Linked DNA regions of Mus musculus: region 2 is linked to region 1. The links are chromatin loops, found by intact Hi-C in ENCODE. Cell type or tissue: left cerebral cortex. All regions are shown on one strand. Links, peaks and the distances in the headings refer to the core of each region. The heading gives the core; the rest is flanking DNA.

What was found. Hi-C counts contacts between places; a loop is a spot of excess contacts. Peaks named below come from ENCODE experiments on the same cell type or tissue, not always from the same donor. Only the 100,000 strongest peaks of a DNase experiment are listed, where the experiment ranks them.
Region 2: a loop joins it to region 1, with 3 times the contacts of the local background. A loop is called at or near these places in 3 of 42 quality-filtered maps.

What each region holds. Positions count from the first base shown.
Region 1 is chr10:43,016,698-43,025,032 of GRCm38, reverse strand. It overlaps Sobp (sine oculis binding protein), which reads left to right. Exons shown (of 7, transcript NM_175407.3): 6 at 2,115-4,051. The coding sequence ends at 4,040. Among named protein-coding and RNA genes, the nearest start is that of Gm47815, 14 kb to the left of the region's middle. In left cerebral cortex, for the core only: CTCF peaks have their summits at 5,011 and 5,210; DNase peaks (open chromatin) are centred at 3,910, 4,512, 4,698, 7,498 and 3 more places; H3K4me3 peaks cover 1,657 bases; H3K27ac peaks cover 1,759 bases.
Region 2 is chr10:43,065,913-43,074,247 of GRCm38, reverse strand. All of the region lies in intron 5 of Sobp (sine oculis binding protein), which reads left to right. Among named protein-coding and RNA genes, the nearest start is that of Gm47815, 35 kb to the right of the region's middle. In left cerebral cortex, for the core only: a CTCF peak has its summit at 3,272 (motif pointing right); DNase peaks (open chromatin) are centred at 674, 1,484 and 3,086; H3K27ac peaks cover 1,444 bases.

The DNA of each region.
Region 1 (8,335 bases), core at 238-8,237:
GATCTCTGTGAGTTCAAACCTAGCCTGGTCTACAAATCCCAGGACTGCTGAGACTATCCCACAGAGAAACCCTGTCTTGAAAAACAAAACAAAGACATGTGATGGTCCGACGTGTTCTGTGGAGCAGTTTTCATGTATTTATAACCAAATATCCAGTGAGTCCAGGAGGATCCTAAAATGCTGTTGGTGAGAGAAGAGAAGGCAGACATGAGCATTGGAATAATTATGTTTTAACCACTTTAATGGCTCCTGGTGGCAATAATTTTGATAGTCAAGTTGCAGGAATTCCAATCTCATCAAAATCCACTCAAGAGTTCTTATGTCAGATTTTTAGAAAGTATCTTGAAAGAACAAACAAGAACCAGTCCATGCCTAAGTGGGTATCTTATTCAATCTTACACTGTCAAAAATATCAATGAAAAAAAAAAAAACCACTGAGAAGAAAAGAGTGGATTTCCACATGCAGACCCACATCTGACTCCTATGCACCCACGATCACACGCTAGTGTGTCGCCACTTGTTTACAGAAAGGGAGGCTGCCAGTTAGATGAGAGGCATCATCAAATGCCCAACATATGTTGTTTGTGCATTGCTTATGTGACCAGTCATTATTAAAATGTATCTTTTAATCATATCAGTTTACAATGGTTAAACACAAACACTGCATGAACACAGCAGTAGAACACTCTGAAATCAAGGTTTCCCTTAGACCAGCACTGACTGACGCCATTGCTAAACTGCGGGGAGAAGGTTTCAGTACACTAACAATGGTGCTGAGTTTTGCAATCCCTTCTCTGAAGCTGTGCAGCTCAAATGCTATGGGAAAGATAAAGAAAGAAGGAAGAGAGAAAGAAAAAAAAAAGATTGTGTGTGTAGAATCCTGTCAGGAGAAGTGAGGGACTAGAGGAACTACTGAAAATTTTGACATCTGTTTATCTGTTTATAGCGATGGCAAGATCACTCATATTAATTCTTGTTTAAAATGCCATACGAAGGGAAGACACTTGTGCAAACAAGAGTCATATTTGAATTGTAGATCATGTCTGTGCCATCTGTGAGAGCTGATGGTGTTGCAAAATTAATGTGTTAATGAAATCACAATAATTTCTCCAAAGTAATGGGTTCTGAAGCCGAGAAGGACTATTTTTTGAACTTTGGTGTCTAGTGATTTCCAATTGGGAAGGCATCTGAGCCTTTAATTAGCTCTGCAGCCCAGCTTTAAAATAAATTTGGTGATATCTTTCTTTTGCCAGGAGTAGATCCGAAGGGGGTGGGGTGGAAGCCATAACAACTTTTGGAAAGTGTTCTCTGGTGTTTGAAAAGTTGTTAAATAAGACTGTCTGCCAAGAAATGTCACCAAAATTCTGACTGCCGAGAAAGAGTGGGCAAACAGCTCAAAAAATAATTCTAGCTTGCTGCAACATCACGGGTTGGGAGAGCTGAACCTCACACAGACTTCATGACTAAGTCCAAGTTTCTCCTTGGAAGCCAGACATAGCGGTGTTCGGCGCTTTATGCGATTGGTTAGCACAGCACACCCTTTCCAACCACTTTATTGGATACAGTGCACAGTGGCTTTACATAAGGAGAATTTTAAGAGGTTATGTTGCCTGATTGTTGAACTCCCTGGAGATTCCTTCCCTCCAACGTTATATAGATATGTATTTACATGAGCCTGTTAGGCAAGTGAAAATATGAAGACAAGTGTACTGAGTAGGTGTCCTAGGTATACGTACAGGGCAGGTGTGCAGGGCAGGTGTGCAGGGCAGGTGTGCAGGGCAGGTGTGCAGGGCAGGTGTGCAGGGCAGGCGTACTTCATAGGAGCACTGGGTAAGTGTCCTGGACAGGTGTACTCCATTTTGTCAGAGCCATCTTTGAAAAGGGGCGGCGGGGGGGGGGGGGAGAATGGTTGTTGCTAATTTTGAGGATCCTATTTATAAAGCAAATTCTTTATTTCATAAATCTTTCAGAAATGTACCCTGTAAAGGGTACCCTTCAACTTATTTGGGAAATGATGATAGAGTTTAATAGAGCCTTTATGTGAAACATGAAACGCCATGTACCCAAGAAAGTTGCTTATCTTACCTGTTGTGGTTTCTATTGCTGTGTTGTAGGTGTGTGACTGGTGTAAACACATAAGGCACACAAAAGAATACCTGGATTTTGGGGACGGGGAGAGAAGGCTTCAGTTCTGCAGTGCAAAATGTCTCAATCAATACAAAATGGACATTTTCTACAAAGAGACACAGGCCAATCTTCCAGCCGGGCTGTGCAGCACACTCCACCCTCACATGGAAAGTAAAGCAGAAGGCACCGGGGTGCAGCTGCTCACGCCAGACTCTTGGAATATCCCGCTAACAGATGCTCGGAGGAAAGCCCCTTCCCCCGTGACTGCAGCTGGCCAAAGCCAGGGCCCCGGCCCATCCTCGTCCACCACCGTTTCTCCATCTGACACTGCCAACTGCTCTGTCACTAAAATCCCCACGCCAGTGCCCAAGTCCCTCCCCATCAGCGAGACTCCGAGCATCCCTCCCGTCTCGGTCCAGCCACCTGCTAGCATCGGACCTCCACTGGGTGTCCCGCCTCGCAGCCCTCCCATGGTGATGACCAACCGCGGCCCAGTGCCCCTGCCCATCTTCATGGAGCAGCAAATTATCCAGCAGATCCGCCCGCCCTTCATCCGCGGACCACCGCACCACGCCTCCAACCCCAATAGTCCCTTGTCCAACCCCATGCTCCCGGGCATTGGGGCCCCGCCCGGAGGCCCCAGGAACCTAGGCCCCACTTCCAGCCCCATGCACCGGCCCATGCTATCGCCCCACATCCACCCCCCAAGTACCCCTACCATGCCTGGGAACCCCCCAGGGCTGCTGCCCCCGCCGCCCCCGGGCGCGCCCTTGCCCAGCCTTCCCTTCCCTCCGGTTAGCATGATGCCAAACGGCCCGATGCCGGTTCCCCAGATGATGAACTTCGGGCTGCCTTCGCTGGCCCCGCTGGTGCCGCCCCCCACGCTGCTCGTGCCGTACCCAGTGATAGTGCCCCTGCCGGTGCCCATCCCTATCCCTATCCCCATTCCCCATGTGAACGATTCCAAGCCCCCCAACGGATTTTCCAGCAACGGGGAGAGCTTCGTTCCGAGCGCTCCGGGCGACTCATCGGCGGCGGGAGGCAAGGCTGGTGGACGCTCCCTGTCCCCGCGGGACTCCAAGCAGGGCTCTTCCAAGTCAGCCGACTCGCCACCCGGAAGCTCCGGCCAGGCTCTGAGCCTGGCGCCCGCGGAGCGCGGTCGTGGGGAGGTGGTGGACCTGACCCGGCGCGCAGGCAGCCCCGCGGGTGCGGGAGGCCAGCCGGGCTTCGCGGGCGTGTTGCACGGCCCGCAGGACGGCGTCATCGACCTGACCGTGGGCCACCGAGCCCGGCTGCACAACGTGATACACCGTGCGCTGCACGCTCACGTCAAGGCGGAGCGCGAGCCGGGAGCCGCGGAGCGCAGGACCTGCGGCGGCTGCAGGGACGGCCACTGCAGCCCGCCCGCCGCCGGCGACCCCGGCCCGGGCGCCCCCGCGGGCCCCGAGGCCGCTGCCGCCTGCAACGTCATCGTGAACGGCACCCGCAGCGCCCCGGCCGAGGCCAAGGGCGCGGAGCCCCCGCCGGAGCAGCCGCCGCCCCCAGCCCCTCCCAAAAAGCTACTGTCGTCCGAGGAGCCTGTGGTGAACGAGCTGGAGTCGGTCAAGGAGAACAACTGCGCTTCCAACTGCCACCTGGACGGGGAAGCGACCAAAAAACTGATGGGGGAGGAAGCCCTGGCGGGGGGCGACAAGTCGGACCCGAACCTCAATAACCCCGCGGACGAGGACCACGCCTATGCTCTGCGGATGCTGCCCAAGACCGGCTGCGTGATCCAGCCTGTGCCAAAACCCGCGGAGAAGGCTGCCATGACGCCGTGCGTCATCTCCTCGCCCATGCTCAGCGCTGGCCCTGAGGACCTGGAGCCTCCGCTCAAAAGGAGGTGCCTCCGAATTAGAAACCAGAATAAGTAAAAAAATAAAAGGTTTGTATGTCCACCTGGGCGTTCCTCCAAGAGACAGCGCCCCTCACCTTGCTTGTTAGAGGCGGAGGTGAGATGCAGCCATCGTGTCACTTACCGCTTTCTCTGAGCACTCTGGGTGGCCAGGTACCATCAACGTTTTGATCCAATACCTATGACAGCTGGCAATGCTATTTAGTACACCATTAGCAGTTTACAGCCGAGAGACAGTTAAGAGCCAAGATCACTCAAGCCCTTGAACCTGAGTTGAAAGCACACTCTGTTTTGTGACACACTATTTTCTTCTTTTCGGGTTCATACCTAATTTATCCAACTGGAAAAGGAGGCATGGGAGGGACGATTACTTGAGGAATCTTACTGTTCAGTTAGGAGGTTGCAGAGCAGTATTGAAATGTCTGGGTAACCCATCAGTGGGCGAGCACCTAGAGCTGGTAGTCCATTTGGCAGATGACTCTTACTCTAGCTTCTCAAGATAACCATATCTGTGGGCTAAAATGAAAAACTAGCCTTACGGCCAACCTACCACGCCCCCCTTTCGGGTACTCAGTGGCTGAGCTGGTGAGTCTCACTTCTACGTGTAGACCTTAATGAAGTGGCAGGCATGTCTCTGTACCCTATGACTGCTGTACCCTACTTAATATCCAGTGAGCCAACAGTTCTGTGAGATGGCGGGGACCACACATGAACCACTGTAGCGACTCTTGCCAATCCTAGTGGAGTAGGCGTCCGGTAGCATACTACCAAGAAGGAAGCTGTGACTTGGAAATATTTGCTCAGTCAGAGCTTGTCGGTGGCGGACCCGGTGTTGACTTCAGGCCTGTCCATTCAATCGCAGAGGGTGAGCTCTCCCATCTATCCAAGCAGGCAACAAGCCAAAACATTGGTTTGTTATAATAAACATTGTTTATTAACCGATTACAGAAAGAAGAGAAATGGGTGTTCCTCCAGCATTTAACTTAGACACTGCTCCTTCCCTGGGCTGGGGACACACAGAAGAATGTGCAAAGTAGGTTGACTACGTCCTATGGTGGGGGGGGGGGACGAGGCCTGGGGGAGGGGAGGAGGACGAGTATCTTCACAGGGTATGCAGGCTCTTCTGGGTGTTTCCCCATAATATTTCTTTGGAGCTATCTCCAAAGAAACAGCTAGCTATCTTCATCCTCCTAGTGGAGAAATAGGATTGGGGAATTTGTCCAAGATTATCTAACTTGTGGGCAGAGTTTCGATTCAAATCCAAGTTGTGGAAGTCCAAAGCTTAATTTCCTTTTGAGCACCGTAGGAGAATCGTCTCACTAGTCCCTCTGTCACCACATTTACAAAAGGTCTCTTATCACCTTGAGGCAAAGTTTATAAAGCACAGCAATGAGCCTCCACTTACCAACTCGCCCGGTGTACACGATCCGAGCCCACCAACCTCTTGCTTTCATGGTGGGAACGTGAGCACTTGGCTTACAGCCAGAGTGGAAGCCCTGAACCAGAGCTAATGGCTAGTGTGAGAATCGTTTCTTGGCCACCATGGTTTGAGGTCTCCTTTCCTGCTGGTGGCTTTGCCAGTGGGGCCAGAACACCAGAGATGAGGCCACTCTTCTTTCCTCCTTTAGCCTACGATGCCTTCAGTCTGAAGGCAGTGGTCTTGGCCTTCTGGAAAGCATGCCAACTGAAAACACCCCAGATAATTTAATCTGCTTGACAATGCTTTGAGTGACCCCCCCAAAAGTGAGAACCTTTAGAAAGCACTGGGACTTGTCACTCACACACACACACACACACACACACACACACACACACTCAAGGAAGAATGGGAGGGTAAAAGATCTCATTGCCATTACTGTGCTAAGAGACCAGGACAGGAACAGTGACAGTCCCTATAAGTGTCTAAAGTATCTATTAAAAGCATAAGGTGTATGGATGGCTGTTTGGGTGACCTGTGCTTCTGAAAAAGTCATCCATCGGACAAGGGTAGTTTCCGTGGGTCAGCGTCACTACTAAAAATGTTAACTTGGCAATAGCCAAGTCTAGAAGATGCTGGTACCAAATAGCCTAATTCTTGTGATTGGAGAGTCCTTTTTATTGTGAGTTTCTCAAGAAATTATAGTTCTTTTTGAAAATCAGGCAAGGGTTTTGAGGGCTGCCGAGAGGAGGCAAGGCAAGGAATTTAAGGAGGGGAGACCATGTCTCCAGTAAGTCAGCAGAGCACCCAAGTAAATCGCTGGCCCCACATCACCTCAGGGCCCAGCCTCCACCTGCTGTGCTCCACTCTCTGGCCCTTCTGGTTCCCTGCTCAGACAGTGTTGCTTTTGCTCTAACTCTCAGGAACTCTCGTGGTTGGAGAGTTGGAAATACTCTATTAACTAAGGGCTGAGTACCCTTTGCGCCCTAATAGTGAGCGCTCCTTGGTAACAAGTCAAATTGAAAGCATTAAAAGAATAAAAAAATAAATAAAAGCAAGGGCTGTGGAGATGCCTTGGTGGGCAAAGCGCTTGTCACACAAGCACAAGGATCACCAGCCCCACGTAAAAGGTGACATGCCATGGTGCGGACCTGCAGATCTCAGTACTGGAGGTCAAAGCCATGATCCCCAGGGAGGTCTTGCTGCCTAAATCAGCTAAATCAGCTGCTTCACCTTCACCGTACCATACCATACTTTTTAGAATACATTTCAAAATCCGAAAGCCACTAGATCTGCCTTCAAAGAACTCGACACATTTGTTCAACCTCTGTAGACTGCAGGCCCCCTCTCCCATTTTGAAATTATTCTGTCCCCGCTTTCCCGACTTTATTCATTCTTGTTTGTGCGTATGGTTACAAATGATTCCAACCGGCAGATGTTTCTCCCATATGCAGAACTGATTAAGTTTAGTTGAAGACTTTTAGATGGTTGTAAACTCTTTTTAATCGCCAATGTTTAAAGTTAGGAATCCCAGTCCCACTGCCTCAGTAGCTAGAAAAAAAAATCCCACAAATAATAATGAAAACAATGTATGAGTATGTCTAAACTATTCTCCCCACACAGAATTCCACTGGTAGATGGACTAGTCCCTCCTTTGCCGATGCCTGGAAGCTTGGTGGGTAGCTGTATGAACTCAGAGAGATGTTTGTACTAGAATCTCTATAGTTTATGCTTATTTATGGTACATCGGGGAGTTCAGAGCAACCATGTGTAAATTTTTGAAAGTATTCAAAGAAAATATCCTCATTCCTTGGTTTTCCAGGGAAACAACATATTTTAAACAAAATAATCAATGGGAAAAAATGAAAACCAGGAATAACCCTTTCACCCCATTCTTTATGCTCTCCTGGGGCAGTAGACCCACACAGTGCCCTCTGCTCTGTGGTTCTCCAGTCTCTTACATGTTTCTAGAGCTGTGGAAATGGGTAGAGAGAACACGTGACTCTTTGTTCCTGGTCCAAATTCCACAATGTTCGTTCCTTGCTCAGCAGCGGAGGATACACTTTGCATTTGAAGAAAGCTGGAGGAGTTTCACGTAATTTGGGCTTCTTGGAGCTTAGTCTGGTTGTAGAGCCACAAGCCCCAAAACACTGTTTCAAAGCATAGGGTTAGCTTCACGGGGAAGCCAAAAGGGAGGTGTTAATGTACTCATTGGTGAGTTTGTTTCTACACTGAAAAATCCAAGACAACAGCCTCTCTTGGAGGGCGTGGGAAAGTCGACCTAAACCCATGGATTCCCACTTCTAAAGAAAAGAAAAACTATAACAGAATGGAAAGGAGTTGGTACAAGTGGGAATTCTCCATCCCTAGGCTGGACCTGAGCTGTGCTTGCTGAAGTATTTAATGATTAGAAATACCCACTGGGTGACAGTACCTGAATTAAAGGTACTAGCCCTCAGTTTGCACTTGGAATAGTTCTGGGTGGAAGGGCTACAAAGAGCCACTGAGAGCCACCAGGCTGACACATCTACACCTAGAACTAGTGAGTATATATAGGACAGAGTTGGTGTGATCACCAGCTCTCTGAAAGAACAGTGCCTAGATAAAACACAGAAATGCTTATCCAGTGAACTAACTCCCAGCTGCCTGTATCCTTAGAACCAGGGGTTTGTAGAGGGAGGGACCTTAATGTGCAACTTTTAGATACGATGTCAGTGGTTCAGATGGAAGATGGAATAGTGTGTGACCAGGTGGTTAGTGTTTTGGAACAAAGTCATAACCTTGTCATTGAAGAGGTACCAGAACTGAATTGAGACAAGAGAAATATTTGGTGCACAACCTTGCAAGAGGGACCCACTCAGTCCTATAAGTGTGGTGGCACTCAGTCCTGTGAGAGT
Region 2 (8,335 bases), core at 263-8,262, 49 kb before region 1:
CCTACGCCCGAGATGTGTGCTATTGTAGCAGACAAAGGTGGCTGAGTTTGCTTCAGATAGGAAAGAGAGCCCATTAGACACACAGCACTCCCTTTAGGATTCAAGTATTCCTCCACTCTCTTGCCAAACTCCATCGTCTCTCCCCTGCAGAAGGCTTAGAAGTAGTGACAGGGTGGGGGGATGTTTACTGTTGTGGGGGGAGCATCAGCTGTGACAAAGCTAGGTTCCAACGCAAGGTTAATTTGCTGTTCATTTTAGCATTTACAGGGAGACACGATGAGAAGCAAGCAGGAATGTCTATTATATTTCTATTAAATGAATCTGTTGGGGCCTTACATCCTTGATTAGCTTTTTGAAAACGAGTGCTCAGCAATGCATTTTCTGTCTACCTAAAGTAAACAGAGAATGAATTGTCATTTATTTGGCCAGTCAAACGCTGCTTTTGAAAATGAAGCTTTCGGAAGGATCTAGCGTGCTGTCCCTAAATGTTCTTTTCTTTTCAATTGCATTAAAGCAAAACATTTGCTCCAACTAAACGAAAACAGGGAAAGAAGATGAAGATGCTCAGCTGTTAACATTTGAGGTGGCTTCATTTCTGTTTGGATGTTTGGCCCAGTTTAGAGGTTTGCCAGGTCACTGCATTAGGAATTCCCACGAGTGACAGCCTTTGGGTTTGGCTCTGACAGTAACTGTCCGTTAAACACAAAGCGACCGGAGAGCAGGAGAGTGAATGGTACAGGCCTTGTCCATTCCAGCTGCAGCAGCTGCAGAGTGAGAACCTCCTTCAGGCAGCACAGCAGACACGGTCACAATGGTGCCACTCAGCCCGTGTGTGCAGCGCCCTTGACCAACTATGCTGCAGGCAGACTCACTGCTTATAAATGCAGTTGTTGGCATGAAAATTTAACTCGCCTGATATTTTATTTGAGGGCTCTTAAACATCCAGGTCTGCTGTAACATTTTATATTCCTCAGGGTATTTTCACAATGCTTTTAATGCCGTCTTGGTAACTGTGGTCATCCATGCCTGGGGGTTAGAGGGGAGCATTTGTGCTGTTTTAGGATCAGAATGCTTTTAGGACTGGCTCCCTTCTTTGTAGAAAGATTGTGAAGACTAATATACCATTCTTAGGTTTCCCCTATGTGTTGGAAAAGTAAATGTGCTTTAGAGTATACTGGAGGAAAAGAAAATTTTTAAAAAAAAATGTGAACATCATTTCCAGATCCGTTTAGAGAAGGTGCACACGCTTGCGTTGCCTGACTGACAGCCCTGCTGAGTTGGCGGGAGTTTCGAGAGGTTTGGTGCGAGCTTCACTGCAGTTTCTGTTAGAAATGCTTGCCCTTGTTCAGCTTACTTTCCCTATGATGAAAAAGAAGACAGAAAGCACAAGTAAGCGTATCTCTTTAAGAAGAAATTACAAACAGCGGCCAGCTGTTAAGAATAGCGGTGATTGGCTGTTGCTAAGGCCTGAGCAGGACTATTCCTTTGCAAAAGAATTGTTCATTCTTAAGAGAGAAATACAACTTTGGAGTTTTCTTACTACAGCTTGGAGGAGATATTTAAGGAATCTGACAGGGAGGACTGCAAACTCTACTCCAAAGTGCCTTTTTAGCTTAAGGGTGGTTCTGGCGTCTTCCTTGGCTAGCTGCAGCCCCAGCAGCAGCCTGTTGGGAAAGCATGAGAAAAGCTGGGATTGCAGAGGTCTTTGGTGTTCCCAGGTGACCAGAAGCACACAGCTGAAAGCTTGTCCCCCTGGGCTATAGGGATTTCAGACAGAAAGGGGCCTGGACCAGGTAGACAGGACATTGACTCTATGATATTGATGGTTGAATGTCTCTGCGTCCCTCCCCTAGCCCACACTTCTTGGAAGAGGCAGAACTATTGAGTAACTTATGAAAGAAAGAGAGAGAGAGAGAGAGAGAGAGAGAGAGAGAGAGAGAAAGCAAGCAAGCAGAGTAAAATCAGAGTATGCCTGGAATACACAAGCGTATGTAATCAGAAGGCACCAACAAAGAAAGCATTGGCTATAGCAGTGACTGTGCGTGCAACTGTAGAGTTCCTGTACGGTATTGATTTTTCCATTAAATCCCAAACTGTGATGTGTGCCTTCACACTAATGCACTATACACATGACTGGAGATATTTAGCTTGCTGACCAAGATTCTCTCTTTGGTGGTAACATAGTGGTTTCTAAATTAATTTTGGAAGCACAAGGCTATAAAGGCTAGTGATTACATAAACAATTCCTATGGGATGGGTCAGAGTTCAGTGTGGTCACCTAGCTCTTCATAGGCAGGTGTGTGTGTGTCTGTGTGTCTGTGTGTCTGTGTGTGTGTGTGTGTGTGTGTGTGTGTAAGAGGGAAATTTGCTTTATAATCAAACTATGACCAAAGGAAACAACTTTCAGTAAAAGCAAGTATGAGAGATTTCTGTCGGTCTTGACACTAACAGCACTATTAACATTCAAGACTAAGAATGGAGAACAGTTGGAGCCAGCCATGGCGACCAGTGCTTGCACCAGATTCCAGTCCCATCGCCAGTCTCCATATGATCACTCAGGTTCTCCCTGGAGAAGCAAGCTTGGGACTGCAAAGGTTCTTGTCTTCCCTAATAAAATGCTCATTCAGTGGGTGGGACTGAAGGAGCTGCAGCGAGAGGGAATCCTTAAGGATCTTTTGAGTTCATATTTTCTCGTTAGCCAGTTTCTTGTTAGTTCTCAGGAACTGGTTGGGCAAAAATCTTGTATTTGAGCCTGGGAAGAAAAAGACCTACAACTAGAAGAAATTGCTAGATTTGAAACTGAAAGATTTGGAGGAGGGTATGAAGATAACTGAGTTGAAATCCCAACTTGTGGGTGTGTGTGCGCGTGTTTGTGCACGTGTATGTGCGTGGGTGTTTGATGTGTGCGCATGCGTGCCTGTTGCTTGTTTGTTTCGAGACAGGGTCTCTCCCTGGAACCTGAGACTCATGGATTAGACCAGGCTGTTGGGGGCTGGGGGGTTTTCTCTGCCTCCCACCCCCACAGCGGAGCATTACTAGTTAGAAAGCTAGCAAGTGTAGGAAAGAGAGGGAAGTGCGGGGGAGAGTAAGCTTGTCCAACGAGGCTTCAGCTTCCGGAATCATCACCCAGAGTCTGAGTCTCTATGGCTTCTTCTGGCTGGTAGTGTGAGGGTTGTGAAGAAGGAGGAGGGAGGGAGCCCACAGCTGGGAGGCAAAATAAAAATAGCATGGGAAAGAATTCTTTCTGGTCACTTACAATGCCAGCAGAGGGAGAAGATGAAGACTATTTTAGTGTTGTGGCCTTGCGAACAGAGACGATGGGGTGGGGAGAGTTTAGCTGACTCTTCTATCTCAGTCCTTTGCGGAGACTGGCAGGTGGGTTAGAAGATGTACACCTCACCCCCACCCCCACCCCAAACACTGTCAGGCAGTGTTTGGCTCACAAGGATCTGTGCATCATAATAAATAAGCAGATTGGGTCATGGAATAGGGAAAAGATTCTGTCTCTGCCTAGAATGAATGAGTACATGGTTCATACCCAACATAGTCACCATTAAGCATGTGGGCTCTTGAGTAACACGTTAAGTCTTGCTTGCCCCATAGATCCAAAGGCATGAGAGACATACGACAGCACAGTGGATGCAGCTCTATCTCTTGGCCTTCTCTGAGTTTCTGGTCTTCATATGCAAAGCCTCAGAGGAGATTGTAACTGGACACAGAGGTGTACTTAGGCTTCCTGTTGTTGATACAGATGCGCTATGCAACTGTGATTCTCCTTCTTGTCATGGATGGTATTGGTCCATGGTAAGCCACGTCCTGGGAGAGTGCTAGGAAAGTCCCAGGGTGTGGAAAGGGATGAGACTCTTGCCTCATGCAACCAGTGCGCTGAATGGAAGATGCTTTTGATCTGGGCATTTCTACAGATAGATACTGATTATAGGAGTTAGAGTGTAAGAGAAGGGGGTATATCGAGCAGAAGGAAGGTAGGTAGGAAAGCACACACCATGTGCCCTGTATCCTGTGCAGCATCTCAGACGAGCATACGAGCATGGAGATGGTAGAGCCTGTTAGAGGGCAGATAGGCAGGTCAGTGGAGGAGTCCTCAGACCTGGCTCATCCTGTGGAGTCTGGGCTTCGATAGTTTTACTTTATGCAAATTCCTAGTGTTTCTATAGATTAAAAATTACTATGGAAATTTTCTAATGTTCAAGATTATATAAAAGTCATGATGTATCCCATGTGCTTTCCCCTGCCCCCAACTTGAACACTCATCAGCGAGAGTGTGCAATCTTGCACATTTGTCCCTTTTCTCTTGATATCCCATGGTGGCAGCAGTGGTGGTGGTATTTTATTTGAGATAGAATTACATTGCTTTTCCCCTCCCATTTCTCTCTCTAACCCATCCCAGGTACCCTTTCCAACTTCTCCCATGTTCCCCTCAAGTTGATAGCCTCTTTTTATTTTATTATTGTTACAAACATACACACATGCATGCACACATAACCTGCTATATCTATTTTTGTTGTTTATACATCTATGGTTTCAGGGATGACCACATTACTCTGCACTGGACAACCAATAAGGGGGCTTATCACCTAGAAAAGCTAGTTCTCCTCCTTCCAGTAGTCATTAGTGTCCTATGGTTCTTTGTCTAGGGGTGGGACACTAAAAATTTCTCCCTTCCACATTAAAATGTCCATTGCTGTAACCATTGTTCCAATCCTGTTGATGTGGCCGTTTCTCGGAGAGACCCTTACACTGTGAACTTTGGTGTTCTGACTCTTCCAACCTCTCTGCCTCTTCTTCCTCAATGATCCCCGAGCCATGGATGCAGGAACTCTGATGGGGATGCCTCCATTGCATCTGGACTCCTCACTACCCACTGGTCTTTGCCCTGTGTCTAGTTGTGGTTTCCTAGAATGGTCTCCATTTGCTGCAGAGAAGAGCTTCTCTGACGAAGGCAGGTAGCTGCACTTGTCTGTGGGGTAAGGATAAGATTTAGAATGCAGTAAGACTTTAGTAAGGAATCCTGCAGAGCTAGCAAGGTGGAGGTAGAATCTTATCTAAGGTTCATGACCTCACTAGCCCAAAGAACCTGGCTAGGCCTCCAGTACCAGGGATGGCTTCCCTCCCATTGAGTGGGGCTTACATCCAATCAGACAGCTTTTGGTTACCACCAATGTGTGAACGCCACTTATTGCTCCTTTATTCATATCTCGTCATGCTGGTCACTGTCGTGAGTCATAGGTGTTGCAGCTGGATAAGACTGTCAGTCACTCCTCCCTTCACCCCTTGCACTGTATTTTCCAGAACCATGAATGCTATGCTACAGGAAAGGGACTTTCAGGTCAGATCTAGCTTGAATCACTCAAGTCCTATGTATGAAGTATGCCGTGTTTTCAGCCAGAGCACCTACTCTTAACCCCAGAGAGGCAGCCAAGAGCTACGTTGATCATTTATATTGTTTTGAGAGTCACCTGGACTACCCTGAACAACCATTTACAGGGAAGTTTCTTGTGCCTGGAAAGGGGTTTTGTTAGTCTTGTAGTTAGTAAGACTAACTAACAAGTTAGTTTCTGTAGAGACTATTGTCAGCCCAAATGGCTTAACTTCCTTCAAGACGTGTGTGTGCATGTGTGTTTATATGCATGCATGTATGTGTGTGTGCATGTGTGTTTGTGTGCATGTGTGTGTGCATGTATGTGTGTGTGCACACACACACAAGTGTGCATATACATCTATATGCACCGTGTATAGATTTAAGTAAGTATAAGCTGGTATGATTGCACGAGGCTCACAAACAACATTGATACTATGTGTCCCTCATCTCTCTTCTTTCTGTGGTGGCTTCCCTCCATCCTCCTCAGTTGTCCCCCTCTTCACTTTCCACTCTGTAGTCCCTGTATCCCCTAGTCCCCTCTCACATACCCACCACCATGTCTGTGGTCCTTAATACTTTTCTGATTTCTGTGGTTAACCCCATGATGCATCCTTCCATCTGAGGATTTGAAGCTAGGAACCACAGATGAGGGAGAACATACCATATCTATCTTTGGGTCTGGGTTACCTCACTCAATCTTTCCTAGGTTTATCCATTTACCTGAAGGTTTCATTAGTTCATTTTTCTTCACAGCTGAAATGTACTCCAGCTGTTGGATACATGTATTATCTTTTTATTATCCATTCATCTGGCATTGAGATTGTTTTCATTTTTCTGGCTGTTGTGAATCAGGTGGCAATGAACATGGCTGGTCAAGTATCTGTGGAGTAGGATGTGTGAGTTCTTTGGGTATGTTCAGAGGAATGGGATAGATGGATGTCTTAGGGTTTCCATTGCTGTGAAGAGACTCATTGACCAAGGCAACTCTTATAAAGGAAAATGTAATTGGAACTGGCTTAGAGCTTCAGAAGTTGTCCATTATCATCATGGCGGGAAGCATGGCAGCATCCAGGCAGGCATGATGCTAGAGGAGCCTAGAGTTTTACATCTTGATTCTCAGGCACCCAGGAAGAGTCTGGCTTTCGCAGCCAGCCAGCAGGAGGATCTCTTTAGCACTAGGCATAGCTTGAGCATAGGACCTCAAAGCCCAGCCCCACAGTGACGCACTTCTCCAAAAGGTCACACCTCCTAATAGTGTCACTCCCCTGTGGGCTAAGCATTCACGCACACAAGTCTATGGCCGCCAAACCTACTCACACGGGGTCATACGGTAGACTTTTTCCCCTGTGGATTCTCCATGCTGAGTTCCAGAGTGACTGCATCAATTTGCATTTTCATAAACAGCATGAGTATTTTCTCTTTCTTCACAACCTTGCCAGCATACGTTGTCAGTTGTTTCGTTGAGCTTAACCATTCTGCCTGGGGTCCAATGGAATCTCAAAATCGCTTTGTGTTTCCTAATTGCTAGGGACGATCGATGGGCACTTTCTGAGGTATTTCTTAGCCATTTTTATTTCTTCTATTCAGAATTCTCTGTTTAGATCCCAAGCTTATTTTTTAATTTATTTACTTTATATCTCAATATCAGCCCCTCCTCCAGTACCCCTTCACACAGGTCTTCCCCCCCCCATTTCTCCCCCCTTCTCCTTTGAGAAAAGGAAGCACCACTCTGGGTATCACTCCTGCTTACACCCCCCATATCACTCCCTCTACTAACTTCTCCACTCCCATTCCCCCTGGCACATCAAATTCCTGAAGGACTAGGCACATCTTCTCCCTTTGAGGCCAGGCGAGGTTGTTCAGTTAGGGGACCACCTAGCCCGTTTTTAATTGGGTAATTCCCCTGTAGTATAATAAATCATGTGTGCTTCCTTTTGCTTGGTGTGGAGGGTTTGTTTGCTTGTTTGTTTATCTGTTTGTTAGTTTTTGATAAAGGTTTCAGTGCCTGTCTTCCCTGCTCAGGAATGCTGCATTGGTGCTGATTTAGACAGGAGCTGAAGTTTGGGAGCTATTCACACATAAGGCAGAAGACTCTTGCTTGTGCATTGCACCATTTCCTCCAGGCCCAGTACAGCCTTGAACATCTTAGGCAATGAGGTGTGTATACCCCAGTGCCAGGAATGCCTTCAATCTTTGCTTTCTAGCCTCTAGCTTTATGTGTATTTATTTTAAAATAAGATCAACTTTCCTTGCAACCCAATGCACCAATACCTGCCAACCCTTAAAATGTGATAGCAACTGCCACGTTTCATTTGGAACTTCATCAGCCTTTCAAAGTAGTTCCAAGTGACCAAAATCCTTCTTCCTGGTTCTGTTGTTCTAACCAAAGCCACACGTGTGACCCCACTGACTTCAAATTGTTGCTTAGCTGTTATGGCTGAGCTATACAAAGACCAAAGGTTGATTTGTGTGATACACCAGAACTCTTACTGCAGCAAATAAAACATATGGGACATATACACGCACGGTATACCATGTATCGACTTTCCACAAGGGGCTGCCATAGACCTAGAGGGTAGAGTGGCCCAGGAAATGCAGGGACAGATTGATTACTGTCTAGAGAGAACTGCCCTGTCTCTCTATCAAACTTCCAAATCTCTCTAGTCTTGAACTACTCCTATGTTCTCATGGGATTCTGAGCTGTCTTTCAGATCAATAAAAGACCTTCTGGAAATGAAAGCAATGGTCTTAAACTAAGCAAGGCACCGCTCTGATAAGAATGGTCAATTTACGCTCTTGGCAAGACCATCTTGATTCTACACAGGCTGAAGGGGTGGCAGCCATACAAGCTTCCCTGTCTCATCTGTCCATTCCTCTCCTGCCATCGGAATGGTGGCCTCACTTATTCTCTGGCTTTTGGACTCTTCTTCCTGACTTGGCCTTGTGGTATAGGAC